Linked DNA regions of Mus musculus: region 2 is linked to region 1. The links are chromatin contacts, found by Hi-C or POLR2A ChIA-PET in ENCODE. All regions are on one chromosome and are shown on one strand. Each heading gives the region's core, a stretch centred on a gene start or an enhancer-like site at or near the end of the contact. The rest is flanking DNA. Distances are from core to core; before and after follow the strand shown. Region 1 overlaps Rasa3 (RAS p21 protein activator 3). Region 2 overlaps Rasa3 (RAS p21 protein activator 3).

Evidence for each region. A loop is a pair of places that touch in the nucleus more often than their neighbours do. ChIA-PET counts read pairs that join two places held with the same protein, here RNA polymerase II (POLR2A).
Region 2: a loop to region 1 is called in a map of T-helper 2 cell, with 1.8 times the contacts of the local background. The contact joins two enhancer-like sites. A Hi-C loop is called at or near these places in 3 of 37 maps with a recorded cell type or tissue (T-helper 2 cell, heart and left cerebral cortex). POLR2A ChIA-PET finds 5 or more read pairs at or near these places in 1 of 5 experiments (Patski).

What each region holds. Positions count from the first base shown.
Region 1 is chr8:13,596,055-13,602,772 of GRCm38, forward strand. It overlaps Rasa3 (RAS p21 protein activator 3), which reads right to left. Exons shown (of 24, transcript NM_009025.2): 5 at 2,160-2,236. Among named protein-coding and RNA genes, the nearest start is that of Gm34795, 16 kb to the left of the region's middle. Within about 2 kb of position 4,182, at least 1 of the 3 ENCODE cell types and tissues checked has a DNase peak (open chromatin) inside an H3K27ac peak, as active enhancers do; it is heart, where a contact is called at or near this core.
Region 2 is chr8:13,645,058-13,652,539 of GRCm38, forward strand. The region is part of intron 1 of Rasa3 (RAS p21 protein activator 3); the gene reads right to left. Among named protein-coding and RNA genes, the nearest start is that of Rasa3, 29 kb to the right of the region's middle. Within about 2 kb of position 5,839, at least 1 of the 3 ENCODE cell types and tissues checked has a DNase peak (open chromatin) inside an H3K27ac peak, as active enhancers do; it is heart, where a contact is called at or near this core.

The DNA.
Region 1 (6,718 bases), core at 2,932-5,431:
TAGGGTATCGAGCCCTCTGGCTACCACCATCACAGCCTCTCCAAAGCACCTAGGTGACAGACAGCTAAGTACCAGCGTGTCACCCAGGGCCAGCACTGCCCTCTGCTGCTCAGAGGCCTGCACTCATAACTCCTTCATGGGTCCCCTCTTGCCTCCTGGGAGTGCAAGCTCTCAGCCTGGAATCCCACAACTGCCTATAGGCAGGAGATCTACAGTGACGGATCACGGTTGTCTATGTATTTTGACACCAGTATTTGCCTACACCGGCCTGTGAGTTCCGTATCTAGGCTTTCGGCTGACTCTTGGTTTTTAGTTCCCGTCTCCATTGATACTGGCCTTTGAGGCAGATGTTAGCCTCTGTGAAGTTTAGGAGGCTAGAAGAACACTAAGGGTTCCCTGGCTCCGGAGCTGGTGAACTAGCCAAGAGTGGGTGCTGGGGATGAAACGCTGGTCCTCTGCAAGAGCAGCAGATGCTCTTAACCACCAAGCCTTCTGCAGCCCAAATCTGGGATCCTTGAGATCCAGAAGCCATGTTTATCTGGCTTAGAATCAGGGATAGCCCCACACTGTGCACTTGTCTAAGTCCAACTTTTCAGGAATCAAGGTTCACGAACACAGGGCATGTTGCGTGGAAAATTAAATGGTAATCCATGCTACCGCCGTCATGGCACTGGCAGAAAAGTATCTTTCTCCTGCCTCCCATCTTCCTCTCTCCCACCCAGAAGTCCCGCCTCTGTCCCGCCCAGTGATTGGTCCCTTGAAATCTTTACTCATTAGGGGAAGGTTCTGCCACAAGGACATATCTGTGTGAATGAGAATAATAAGAAAACGTCCACCAAGTCTCCAGTCCCGAAAGGAAGAATTGGAAACCCAGTAAGTCCCCAAATCTTGAGTTTAAAGTACAAGAACTGTGGCGTTGTGTGTTTAATAGTCATGGGCTTTGCTCTTCAACTGAACCCTCAAGATGTGCCTTCGCTGAGTTGGTGCGGGGATGTTGAGTTATGGCACCATATTACCAGTGAGGAGCTCAACAGGGAAACACAGTATACGGAGATGTCTCGGAAGGTGGCATCTACACTAATTCCTGACCAAGCCTACGTGGGCAGCTTGGGTCCCACTGCTGCACTGAGGGGTGGGGTTGCTAACCTTCCCTTTTCATCTTTACTGGACAGCTGAAGGCGGCTAGGTGTGTCCAGTGGCCACGGCAGGATTAGTCTCTGACCCCCTTTTCTCAGGATCACTCTCCTATATCTTTATTGCAAACAGACTTTTTCTCTTGGCTGAGGCCTCCTTACAGCTCCTGAAACACAGCCACCACACTCAGGGTAGCGAGATGAAGGCTCAGCCAGTAGCCAGCCGGTTGTCAGTTTCACTGTGGGGTGTTCCTCTGTATTAGGACACAGCACAAGGCCTTAACTGTGGTGGACAAGTCTCTGTTCTTTGTAAGTTGCCTGGCCTCGGGTATTTTGTTACAGTAACAGAAAAACATGGTGGCATTCTTAATCACCAGAGCTCACTTCTACTTGCCCAACCACATGGAAGACTCTCCAAGACACAGCTTGAGTCCCTCGTGGAGGGAGAGGGGGCGCCTCTGAGACCTGAAAGCCATCTTGTTATAGTGGAGTAGCACTTGATAGAAGGAGAGGAAGCAATGAATCTGTCTTGTATATTTAGGGGCATGATATGAAAGGGCAGGTCTCAACTTGGTGTACAGTGCCAGGGTGGAGCCGACCTGAAGTCTGAATGCAAAGTGGAATGTGTCTATCTACATTCCCCTGGAGCCACAGATAGCTATAGAGCCTGCTACCCTTATAGAGGTGCTGCCGAGTGCTCTGCTGCTAAGTCCAGGGATTAACTCTAGCTAGGAGTGACCTCATGTGTCCATACCCACCCACGTGACCTCACTGTTGTTGCTCCAGTCCCCCTGCATGTCTGCTCATTTCTATTTCTAGCTCTGGAAAGCAGGGCCCCCTTCTCAGCTGAAGTGTGGTATGAAGTATGAAGTATTAGTAGGAAGTACGATTGAGTAAGTCAGGCTACCTGCAGGAGCTGCACATCACGCCCGGGGTGGGTAAGCATCAGCTCCAGGGGGGCAGGAGGGATGAGAGAGGCCACCTCTGGAGAAACGCAGTATGTCCTCAGTTCCCCAGGTGACTTACCGTGCAGCGAGTTTGTGGCAGACGACACCAGTGTCCGTAATGACCTCACTTAGTCTCAGCTCCAGGTGGACCTTGCCCTGTAAGGCACAAGGATGGTGTCACAAGCAGACAAGGATTGTGGGAAATCTGTGGCCCTTCAAGTGGCTGGTACTTGTGCCAGAAGGTGCCAGACCTAGAAACTCAGACTTGGAGAGGTAATGGGCTTAAAAGCATAAAAAAAGGACATGTGGACACGCAGACATGTGGCCCCTAGGAATGCTACGAATGCATATGTCCAGGGCATGTTATAGTGAGACCCAGCAGGAAAGACTCTCCCAAGAGGGCTGCGATCTCCATGGGGAGGCCAGAGCATTCAAGTCTCATTCTCCATGAAGTTAATTTTCATGAATGCTTCTAGAAGGGTGACAGGTAGCTGGCAACCCCAACCTCCTTTGTTTATCTCTACACAGTCACACCATGAGGATGAAGAGGGAAAGGCATCAGGAGAGTAGGCCCTGCTCCTTAGCAGTATCCACGTGGGATGTAGGACCTCCCGTGAGATGTGGGACCTCCCGTGGGTTAAGTGCACACAAATGTTAATCCAAGATGCCTGTCATTAGAGAAGGGGAGGCTAAACCAGAAAGTCTCCACGGCCTCTTGCGTAGCTACACTTGGGTGGTTTGCTTTCTGTGACTGCGGGTGTGAAATCCCCACATGAAATGCTTTCAGGAGTGTGAAGATCACACCAACATTCTCACATGTGAGAGGATCACACCTTTGGGCTCCTGAGCCTTCAAACAAGGCCTTGCCTAGGAGAGCCCAAAACTGATACCTTAGTTCACAGTAAAGACATCATACCTGTCTGTCACTGTGAGCTAGACTTTCACCTTATCAAGTGTCATTCTGTGGGGAGCCCCTCAGGGACTCCTCAGTGACCTCAGTTAGGTGTAGCATCCCTTCAAAGACAGTCATGAACTATTACCCTACTAATAGAGAGAGTAGCTACACTTGGGTGGTTTGCTTTCTGTGACTGTGAAATCCCCACATGAAATGCTTTCAGGAGTGTGAGGATCACACCAACACTCTCACATGTGAGAGGATCACACCCACGCTCTCCCGTGTCTTCCTTCTGAAAGCCTTTCCCTTAACCTTTGTGCTTAATTCTATATTCAAATATCTTCATTAAATCCCAGCGCTAGTTCATACTAGCCAGTCCTGAAACGAAATCCTCTTTTGCATCGACGCCACAAATCCTGATTTGACTTGAACTGAGGTCTCTAAATGTCTAGGGACACTCTTTCAGGCTTCTGAGGTGACAGTGAGTTCTGGATCTCCTGCCTTTGCCACCCCAAAATGCTGACATAAGGCGTCTGGGTTGTCTTGGTCAGTTTGACACAAAGTTAGAGAACTACCATTGAGAAATGTCGCCACAGGACTGGGCTGTAGGCAAGCCTATGGAGCATTTTCTTCATCATTGATTGATGGAGGAGGGCCCAGCCCACTGTGGGTCATGCCATCCCTGGGTCTGGCTGTCCCCGACTGTCCCAAGAAAACAGGCTAAGCAAACCATGAAGTGCAAAGAAGTAAGCGGCATCCCTCCATGGCCTCTGAACTGGCTCCTGCCTCCAGGTTCCTGTCCTGGGTGATGAACTGCACATGGTAAGGTAGAATAAACCTATTCCTCCCCAAGTTGCTTTCTGCCATGGCATTTAATCAAAATAATAGGAACCGTAACTAAGACAGAAGGACCATGAAGGTGGGTACCAGCTCTCCCCACGCCGTGTCCCTGCCCTCGGCTGTTTAGTGATGAGGAAACCTCCAAACACTAAGAGGCACAATATCGAGTGAGTTTTGTAGCTCCATATTCCATGACTGTTGGAGCTTGCCGGGTGCTGCAGTGGCCATCCCCGGCCCCTGAAGTTGGCCTTACCACCAGCAGGCCATTTTTAGGACCCAGCTGTGAGCTGTTCAGATGGATGGAGCTCATTTCATCTTTTAGCCTCTGAAAGGCAGAAGCACTGGGGTGAGGTAGATGACCCCACCTCCCACAGCTGATGGCAGCTGCCTTCCTGTTTCCTGTTTTTCCCACACACTAGCGGTGCCCCCAAGACTCAGCACAAACACTCCTCACTAGGGCGGCTCCCACCTCAGTGAGCAGCGGCTTCCGTTTCTAGAGGTCTGGGAGAGGCCAGGAGGAGGTGAAACAGCCGCCACCGCCATGACCCCTCTGCACCATGAAGGTGCTCTAGGCAAGCCTGTGGCCAGAAGTCTCTCTGGTTCTAGCCCTGCACATGATGGGCGTTGCCTATGGGGAGAGGTGTCAGGGTGGAGGCTGGGAGGGGCCTCTTGCCCTGTGGTCAGGTGGTGCACAGCAACCCATCAGGTTTACACCTGTGTTTCAGCCCTCAGAGTCATACTTTCTGTTCCCAGGTCCCATATCTTGGTTCAGTTAGCTCCTACAGCACAGGGTCAGGTGCCTTCCGTCTCTTCAAGACCTGCTGAAGGACAGACAGGTGGCTCCGAATTCACTCTGATCCGAGAGAGAAACATTATTTCATGGCCTGGAAAGGAAGTGCCACAAGTCTTCCCTCCAGCCTTGAGATGAATATCAAGAATGTCCGAGAACAGAGGCGGTGACAGGTGGCCCGGTTCCACTGTATGAGGTCCTGAGAGGAGCTAATCGGAGTTCCTAGACCTTGTCACACAGCAGGGACTACCCTACTGAGTTCGCTGGGGACAAGGGAAGTACCTTCAGCATCATTCATCAGATACATGGGGGGAAAACCAGAGTCCACTCTCAGCACTCACGGGACGGACTAGAAACTGGTAACCAAAAGAAACCCTCCAAATACACGAAGATTACGACTTCCAAATATCACTCTGGTTAGAGAAGTCTTAAGGCAAATTTAAAAGTATTTTTAAATAAATGAAAATGAAAGTACAGCTTAGCAGGATTCGTGGGATGCATGTTCTGGGAAGGAGAAAGACCCGGAATCAGTAAATTAGGACAGAGTTATCCTCCGAAAGCAGAAATAACCAAACACACACACACACACACACACACACACACACACACCAAAAACAGCAAAATCTGAAAAGCAGGAAGTGAGAGGAAATCAAAACCCCAAACAGATCCGCTGAAGAGATCGTTGAAGCGATAGACCTGTAGTCAGGTTACCCAAACAAAAAGAGAAAGACGCAACTTCCCAAGACCTCAGTGAGGGTGTGTCCAACCTGAGCATGCAAAGGAACGCCGCCTGTGCAGCAAGCGGGTTGTGGCCCACTTAACACCGAGGGTGTGTACTTTGGGAAACAATGACTGCCAACGCTGTTATGAAGGGGGCTGTCAAGGCTCCAGGAAGATGGACACAGCTCAGATCTCTGCTTAGTGTCCCCAAAAACTTAACTGGTAACAAAATTTCGAATGTATTGCTGCCTCATGAAACTGAGAGGACTCCTGGCCAGGTCATCATGAGAGGGTGGCTCCTTAAGGGACACTCCCCTCTAAACCATCCCTACCAGCCTGAGTGGTCACTAGGCCAAGGCAGGGAGAAATGTGGAGATGGCTCTAGGTGAGATTTGTGTAGCCAAGACCGGATGAGGCACGCACAAAACAAACAAACAAACAAACAAACAAAAGCAAACAAACCCAGAGGCAGGACTGGGCCAGGGAAGGAAGTCAACACTTTTCTCAGCTCCCATGCTTTCAAAAACCCCAGAGAAAAAAGTGGCCCTTGACCATGGGCAACCACTGGCAACCTTTTATATGATCTGACACTAAAGACACACTCCCAAACACTCTGGGAGAGGTGGCATGCCCACCCCTTCTCTGACCAAGATGGTATTTGCCTGTATGAATGGCAGATCTAGGGTGACATACCATATGTCCTGAATACATTACATGTCCATAACCAGTTCAGAAACACAGATATGGGGTGTTGCAGTAGGGGAGGGGCCAGTGCCATCCTTCTCCATACCATTCAGAACCAGAGGATGCTGGAGGCTGTGGGGCGCCACGCCAGCTGCAGCCCCTGCCTTCCTGACAGGGCCATCCCCGTAGCTGACGAGTCTCTGTGAAGGGAGCAGCAGAAGTGGCTGGTTCTATATAATAAAGCGGCTCATCAAAGACCTCTGAACAGCGTTGGTTCCAGAAGGAAGCAAGACATTTAGCTGTCTTTTTCTCCACTTCTAGTGACACATGGTTTCTCTTGTGGGCCCCGTTCCCTCTGCTGTAATGTGTGATTCCTTCCCACAAATTACAAAACAGGTGGATCCAAGAACCCAAATGCCACTCTCTCTGCCCTTCTAGAAACTGTAAATGTGACATTTTCAAAACAAGCCACAGCTGCGGAGCAAAGATGGCGGTTACCATTTAAAGGTCAGGCTAAGGGGAGGTGCCGCCTCCCTATCTCGGCCACTGTGAATGAAGTTCTAGTGTCACACTCACCAGAGAGGGACCGAGTCCTACAGAGACCTACTTATCCCTCAGCCCAGCAACAGCAGCGAAGACTTATTTTTTTTTAATTATTTTTTTTTGAGATTTATTTCTTTTTACGTATGTGGGGATTCTGCCTGCATGC
Region 2 (7,482 bases), core at 4,589-7,088, 51 kb after region 1:
GACTAGTTCCCAGGAGAGCAGCAGAGTTACGCAAGTGTCACCAAAGCCAATGTGAGAACATTCTTGTCCCCTGGAGGAGGCCAGTCCTGCTGTCCCTTCCCCTTCTGTCCCTCCAGCCCGGAACCCTACACCATGTGGTGACATTTCTTCTCAGGGTTCATTTACATTTTAGTGGCTCCTGACTGGGAGCGGCTTCTCTGGGTGATATCCTACTGTGAATGGACCATGGTGACGGTGACAGTGATGGTGATGGGTGTTGGAGTTGGAGCAGCATCCATGCTTTCATTGCACCAGAATGAGGGGAAGGAAACACTCAGTGGGGTCCAAGATTAAACCAAGTGCAGCCACAACCTGCACCCTCAACCAACGGAGCCAACTCCTGCCTCTTCAACAGCCCAGCCTCCCTGCCATTTCTGAGCAAATCTCCTCCAAGCTGTCTGCTGGCTCCCTGCTGAGAGAGAGAAGGAAGCCAGCTGCCATCTTCACTGTCAGAGTGGGCACTTTGCTCAAACTGAGTCCCTGCTTTCTTTCAAAGTCAACTATTACATATCTTGATCCCCATCTACAACATCAGCTTCATCCATCCGTCTGTCTTCTGAGAACCAGGTGTCATGCTCTACTCTGGGTCAGGGGTCCCTGGAATCCATGGTAAATCACAAACATGTGGGCTAGAGAGATGGCTCGTTGGTTAATAGCACCGGCTGCTCTTCCAAAAGACCCAGGTTCGATTCTCAGCACACACAAGGCCACTTACACAACTGACTGTGCTCCACAGGCTCTGACAGCCTCTTCTGGCCTCTAAGGGCAGCAGGAGTGCACGCAATGCACAGATACACGTGCAGGCAAAAACACCTGTACACAAAAAGTATTGACATTTTTTTAAACCCAAGTGTCACTCTGGGGTGTGGTCCGAGTCACTCACTACATTTCTGGCCAGCCACTGCCATCCATCCACCCGACTTCGTCACTGCCCACCCCCTTTCTGAGTTGTTTCCCCAGCGTCTACCGCATCCAGGGTGGAGACTGGGACCCCCACCACCCACAGGTCCTGGCTTGGGGCTCCCGTTTGCTAGCTTCACACTGTTTGAATTCCAGTTTTACACTGGCTTCCTTTTATACTCCTGCATACAATGTTCCATTACAGGGCTCTTTAAAAGCACCAAGTGGCTCGCATCTCTGTAAGCACTTGCAGCAGAGAGCCCGTGAGGGGTCTGAGGCTTAACCTTCTCCAGTAAAGGGCACTTTGGTTATTTTCTATCTTCTGCTGTTACCAAAAAAGCAGTAATTAAATAGACCTCTATAGATTCCATTTCTGTGTGATAAATTCCTAGAATTAAAATCTGATGCAAAATTCATTTAAATGACCACATTGCTAGACAGATAAAAGCACCAGTTTCCCATGGCCTCTCTATGGTGTCCATTTATGGTATATGTCTGTTTATTACAAAGAGATTTTTTTTGAAGATCTCTAACCCTATGCCATTAATTCAAAAGTTAAAGCCATTTCCTGGTAAGCAATCTAAACTACTTATACATAACACTTCTCCCCAACTCGCTCTTCTTCCCCCTTAGGACAAGGGACAGGTACAGACAGGGACTGCATTCAAATTGTCTAATGGGATCCCTGAAGCCATAGTTTAGGGACATCTACATCAGACTCATTATCAAAATCTCCATTTCCCCAGCGTCTTGTGGACCTTACTTCTAATTTACTGAAGTTCCTAGGTGTATGTCAACCTAGGCAACCTTCCTGGGCTATGAGGTCACTAGAGCCCTCCCTGACCTGACAGCCATCTCTGGAGGAACCACAGATCTCAGACAAGATGTCACAGAGATGTAGCAAGAGCTCCTCCTCCATGTGCAGTGTTGATTTTGAGTCAAGGAGCCGATCTGGGAGACACTGCATTTGGGGAACCAGCCACGAGGCACTGAGACTAAGACAAATTAGAAGCCCTTACCTCCCCAAGGCAGTACAGAGCATTGTCAAAGCACTGTTAATAGTATATTTTATAGTGTGTGTACATATGTATTACATATTCTATTGTATACTATATGTACTATATATACACATATACATGTATAGTATAAATATACAAATGCATATATACATATAACATATAATGCATACACATGTATGCATATAGTATATAATATATAAAATGTATATATACATATAATACATAATGCATGTACACATATATGCACACATATATAGTATATAAGGTATAACATGTATATATACATATAGTATATAAAACATATATACCTACATGTGCACATATATAGTATATAATATACATATATGTGCATATATAGTATATAATATATAATGTATATATACATATATGCATATATAATTATATAGTAGTTTATATTGTAAGCATTCCCTTTGATTAAAAATTTGTCATCATCCCCCCCGCCCCCCTTCCCTGGGACAGCATTTCTCTGTGTAGCCCTAGCTGTCCTGGAATTATGTAGTCCAGGCTGGCCTCAAACTCAAAATTAGAAGGCACAAGGTTCGCCTGCCTCTATCTCCAGAGTGTTGGGAGCTAAAGGTCCCAATATCGGAAGCCTGTGCAAGACTCCGTGCACACAGGCTACAGATCCCACTTGCCTGTGGCTGATCCCTGTCTGGCCTGCCCTCATTGCCGACAAATGCCAAGCCATAAAAATGGTACCAAAGGCCAGCCCTGGGCCAGCTTCTCATCCACCTGACTACTCTCTACCAACAACCAGCTCATTGCAAACAGTGCCAGGACCACCAGTCCTGACCTGGGGACAAGGGCTTCCTCCTGTGACAAGCCTGCTTCACTTGGAGGTCATTCACCCTCTAATTTTGGGGAACTCTTTTCTCCTCTTTCTCCTTTCCACACCATTAGCTGAAGGAGTCCTGGACTGGATGTGTCGAGAAGATTTAGCAAAACCTTTTCCCGTCTTCTAATCATCAGAACCTGGCCTCAATTCAGCTGATACAAAAACAAAACAAAACAAAAACAATGACAACAACAACAACAACAAAAAACAACAACAACAACAAAAAACAAAAAAAAAAGGGAAAGAAAAGAAAAATCTAGAACCAATGTTAAATGGATGGCTTCTATTTGATCATAAGCCTCTGACAAGAAGGGAAAACTATTTAAATATTTACTGGCAAATGACAAAATGTCCCAGCGCCACAACTAGAATGCTCTCTTATGGAATTAGATGTCAGTCACATACTGCTCAGGTTTAAGGGGCCCTGAGGACTGCTCCAGCCAAAGCCAGGTTTTTTTCATGGAACACAAGGCAGTCTGGCTTCTCAGGCATCCTGTGGGTACTCTAGGCTATCTTGGACACTTCCTGGGAGACTTCTGAGCACAGAGAGGACACAGTGTAATGCCAAACTCCTGTACAGCAAGAGACAGCATGCATGTGTAACCTTGGTGAAGACACAGGGGTAGCTACTCAGTCACACTGTACCAGCGACATGCTTCATCTGCAGAGAGGGGGAGGCCATGCTCTCATTAAGGGCCAATAAAATTCCTCCTTCCCTTCCCTCCCCCTCCCTTCCTGTCCCTATCCCCACTTCCCTGCTGTCAGCAGACAGAGGCAAGAATAGTCAGACAATTATCTCCCCTCCCCTCCCCTGTCTCTCCTCTCCTCCCTTCCCTGATGTCAACAGACTGAGGCAGGAATAGTCAGACAAACGGCTCTGGTGACAAAGAAGGACCTAGTTGTCACAATCCCAAGAAGCCCTATAATCTTTGAAACTCAGAACAATTGTCCCCCATACACACAGGGTATGTCCGCATAGCTGCCCCCACTCTGGGCATTCAACCTCAGCCTCGCCCTGCCCCCAACGCACAGAAAGCAGTGGTAAGTGAAGAAGAGCCAACGGCACTGGTGTCTGGGAACAACAACCTCACACAGTACAAAGGCTACATAGGAAGGCTACCCACAGCAGGAGAGCAGTGACTGTCAAGTCACATGCCTGGCAGAAGCTTAGTATATGTGCTTGTTTGGTACTGTGGATAGAAGCCAGGGCCTTGCACAAACTTAGCAGTGTTCTATCACAGCGCTACACTCCTAGCCCTAGAGTTCAATTGTAAACAGTTTTGCAACTCAACAAAGGAAGCCAGAGACAGACAGACAGACAGACAGAAAGACAGAGACAGAGAGAGAGAGAGAGAGAGAGAGAGAGAGAGAGAGAGAGAGAGAGACCCAAGGACCTAAACAAATACTTCCTCAAAGAAACAGAAAATGTCAATGTCATTAGTCATTACAAAATCTCAACCCAAAACCACAAGCTATCACACTTCACACAGGGCACAAAGGGCAGCTACAGTTTAAAAGAGAAAAACAGAACAAACAAACAAGCAAAGCAGAGAATGGGGAGAAACTGAACACGGAGTATTGTTGCTGCGACAAAAGGAGACAAAGTTGCAGTAGACAATGGTCCCACAGGGCCTCAGTTACACGAGTACCAACCCTGGACCACGGATAGAGGACAGAGAGAGGGGGCAGGGAGGGAGAGGAAGGAGAGAAGAGGGAGGGTGAGAGGGAGGGATGGAGGAATAAGGAAAGAAATGAATGGGATGGGGAGAGAGAAGAGAGCGGAGAGAGAAGGAAGGAAGGGGGAGGGAGAGAGAAGAAGGGTTATAAGTGCTGAACCGAAATTGTGGCTATGCTTAGCCACAATACCCAGCAGGTGGGAATGGCCCACGTTCCTATGGAGGCAGGAGTTGACAAACCACAGTCAGTCACCTGGACAGGCATGCATGATGCTTCCGAAAATGACAGGGTGTTCTGGGAGTGAATTTTTAAAAGATTAACTAGATATCCATAGCGGCACATCGCAGCAGATGATTAGTGGAAACTGTACACTTTAAGATGAATGGGTTACTGCCGCAGTTTTCTGAATTCTATGTTGTGGGCCATTTGCAAAAAATTTTTTATAGTTTTATTTTGTATGCATGTGTAGGTGGGCGGATGTGTGTGTACATACACATGGAGGCCAGAGATCCATCCTGAGTGTCGTTCCTCAGGAGCCATCTGGCTTATTTTTGAGACAGGATCTCTCTCTCCCTGGGGCTCACCAACTTAGCTAGGCTGCTGACCAGAGACCCAGGAATCTATCTGTCTCCATCTCCACAGTGCTAGGGATAAAAGCGTGAGCCACCATGTCCAGCTTTTTGATGTGGGTTCTGGGGTTCGAACTTGGGTCCTAATACTCCCAAGGCAGACACTTTGCTAACTAAGCTATCTCCCTGACCTCGTGTGAAATGCAGTTACCTCCATATGGACAGTGGCCGCCACCCACACTCGATTTCATACTCCCTGTACCTGTTCACACTCTATCCCTCATCTTTGTAAGGAGCCAGAAAGTGAAGAAAGAAGCAGGTCTTTGGGAGTTTATTTTTAGCTTTATTATTCTCTCACCTACCCAGTGGAATCTGACAGACATTTGGTAAGCTCGGCTCAAGGACACTCCCATACATTCACAGTACTCCAGCTGGGATGGACACCACCTCTAATACCCTCACCTCACCTACCCCCCCCCCACCCCACCACCTCCCAGCTCAGCACATACATTGCAGGATTCTAGAGCCTCCCTTTGCCTCTTCTTACAGGCATGGAAATAAAGTATGAGGCACACACAGGCTTCTCTTCATCTCCAATGATAATAAGCTGAACTAAATTGGCAAGAAGCCCTCATCTGCTTTGGTGAGTCAGTCATGAAGCCAAGTAAATATTACTTTGTATTTCCTGAGTCCTCATGAGTGCACACACACACACACACACACACACACACACACACACACACACACTCACACTGACCCCGCCACCGTGGACCTCAGAAGGTATCTGTGCTGGTTAGTTTCATGTTAACCTGACATGGGCCGGAGCCATGTGAGAGGAAGGAACCTTCCATCAAGAAAACGCCTCCATGAGCTCAGGCTGTAGGCAGGCATGTAGGGCATTCTCTTAATTACTGACGGATGGGGACGCGCCCGGTCTACTGTGGGTGGTGACACCCCTGGGCTGGTGGTCCTGGGCTCTATAAAAAAGAAGTCTGAGCAAGCCATAGGGAGCGAACCAGTAAGCAGCATCCCTCCACGGCCTCTGTGTCAGCTCCTGCCTCCAGCATCCCGCCCTGCTTAAGTTCCTGCCCTACTTGCTTTTGACACTGAACTATGACACAGAACTGTGAGCCAAGCAAACCCTTTCCTTCCCAAGATGACTCCTTCTGGTCACAGTTTCAGCAGAGCAATGGTCAGCCAAAGACAGGAGCTAGTTTGAGATTTATTTATTTTCAATTATGTTTTACCGAGATGTAATTCACTAGGATACAATTCTCCCTTGTCAAGTCTGTACCTTTGACTGTGTCACAGAGCAGCAGAGCCTCACTGTGTGAGAGGCCTCATCATCTGAGAGAGCAGAAATCAGCACTACTCCTTCCTGTCTGTGGGGTTACCAATACCACGGATGCTTCACATAAATGGACAAATGTATTCCCTTTGTAGCCAACTTCTCTAACAGTACTGTGTTTCTAGGCCCTGCCGTGCATTGCCCTGTGTCGGGCTTCACTCCACTGCTGCCAGAGTCACGGCAGCAGAGAACACAGAGTAGACTCAGGAGAAAGCACCATGAGCAACACTTCCCACCAAGAACCCCTGGCATGTCTCCTGAGCGCCCAGACTTCCTCCCCAACCCCCTTGAGAGTCTCAGGTCCGAAGGGTACCCAGCCATTCTATTTTACTCATGGATGCCAGATCAGGGTCATCCTCCTGCCTCCAGTGACATCTATGAATTGTTCTCCCTACTCAGCGTCACCTGCTTCTTGCCAGACACTTGACATGGCTTGCTGCCGGACACCTAGCTCCCAGAATGCACCCCACATGTCTCTGATAGGACTCTCCTTCGTTACCATGTAGCTGTTCCCAGACAGAAAAACACTCACAGGAAGAAATCTTCCCAGTAAACCCACATCCAAGTCCTCACCGACTCAGATGAGGGCCCACCACCCTCCTGGTGTCTCAGTCAAACTTAATCCCAGCCAACATGGAAGCCCCAACTGCCACGTGGCCATCTGTGCCCAGCTGATCCGGCTCCTCCCTGGACTCTCCTGCACATGCTAGGCTCTGCGGCTCACACACCTCTGGACACCCCCTTCCCTCTTGCTGATACCTACAACCTCCCCACCCCTGGGTTCTCGTCTGCAGGCTTCCCAGAGCAGCCTTGGTCTCCAAGCTCCCTCGGCAATGCGGTTGTCACCTCTGTCTCAGTCTCACTGCTCCTGCACAGAACAGCTGTATCTCTAGGCACTGACATCACTTCCCGGGACCAAGCATTTCTGATCACACGCCCACCAGAACAGCCCCAGAGCCAATCAGTAGCTGTTTAAGGGTCAAAGTCCTGAATGACCTTACAGGTCAAGTCCTGAGTGACCTTAGGGGTCAAAGTCCTGAATGACCTTAGGTTTTTCCTTCCTGCTTCAGTTAC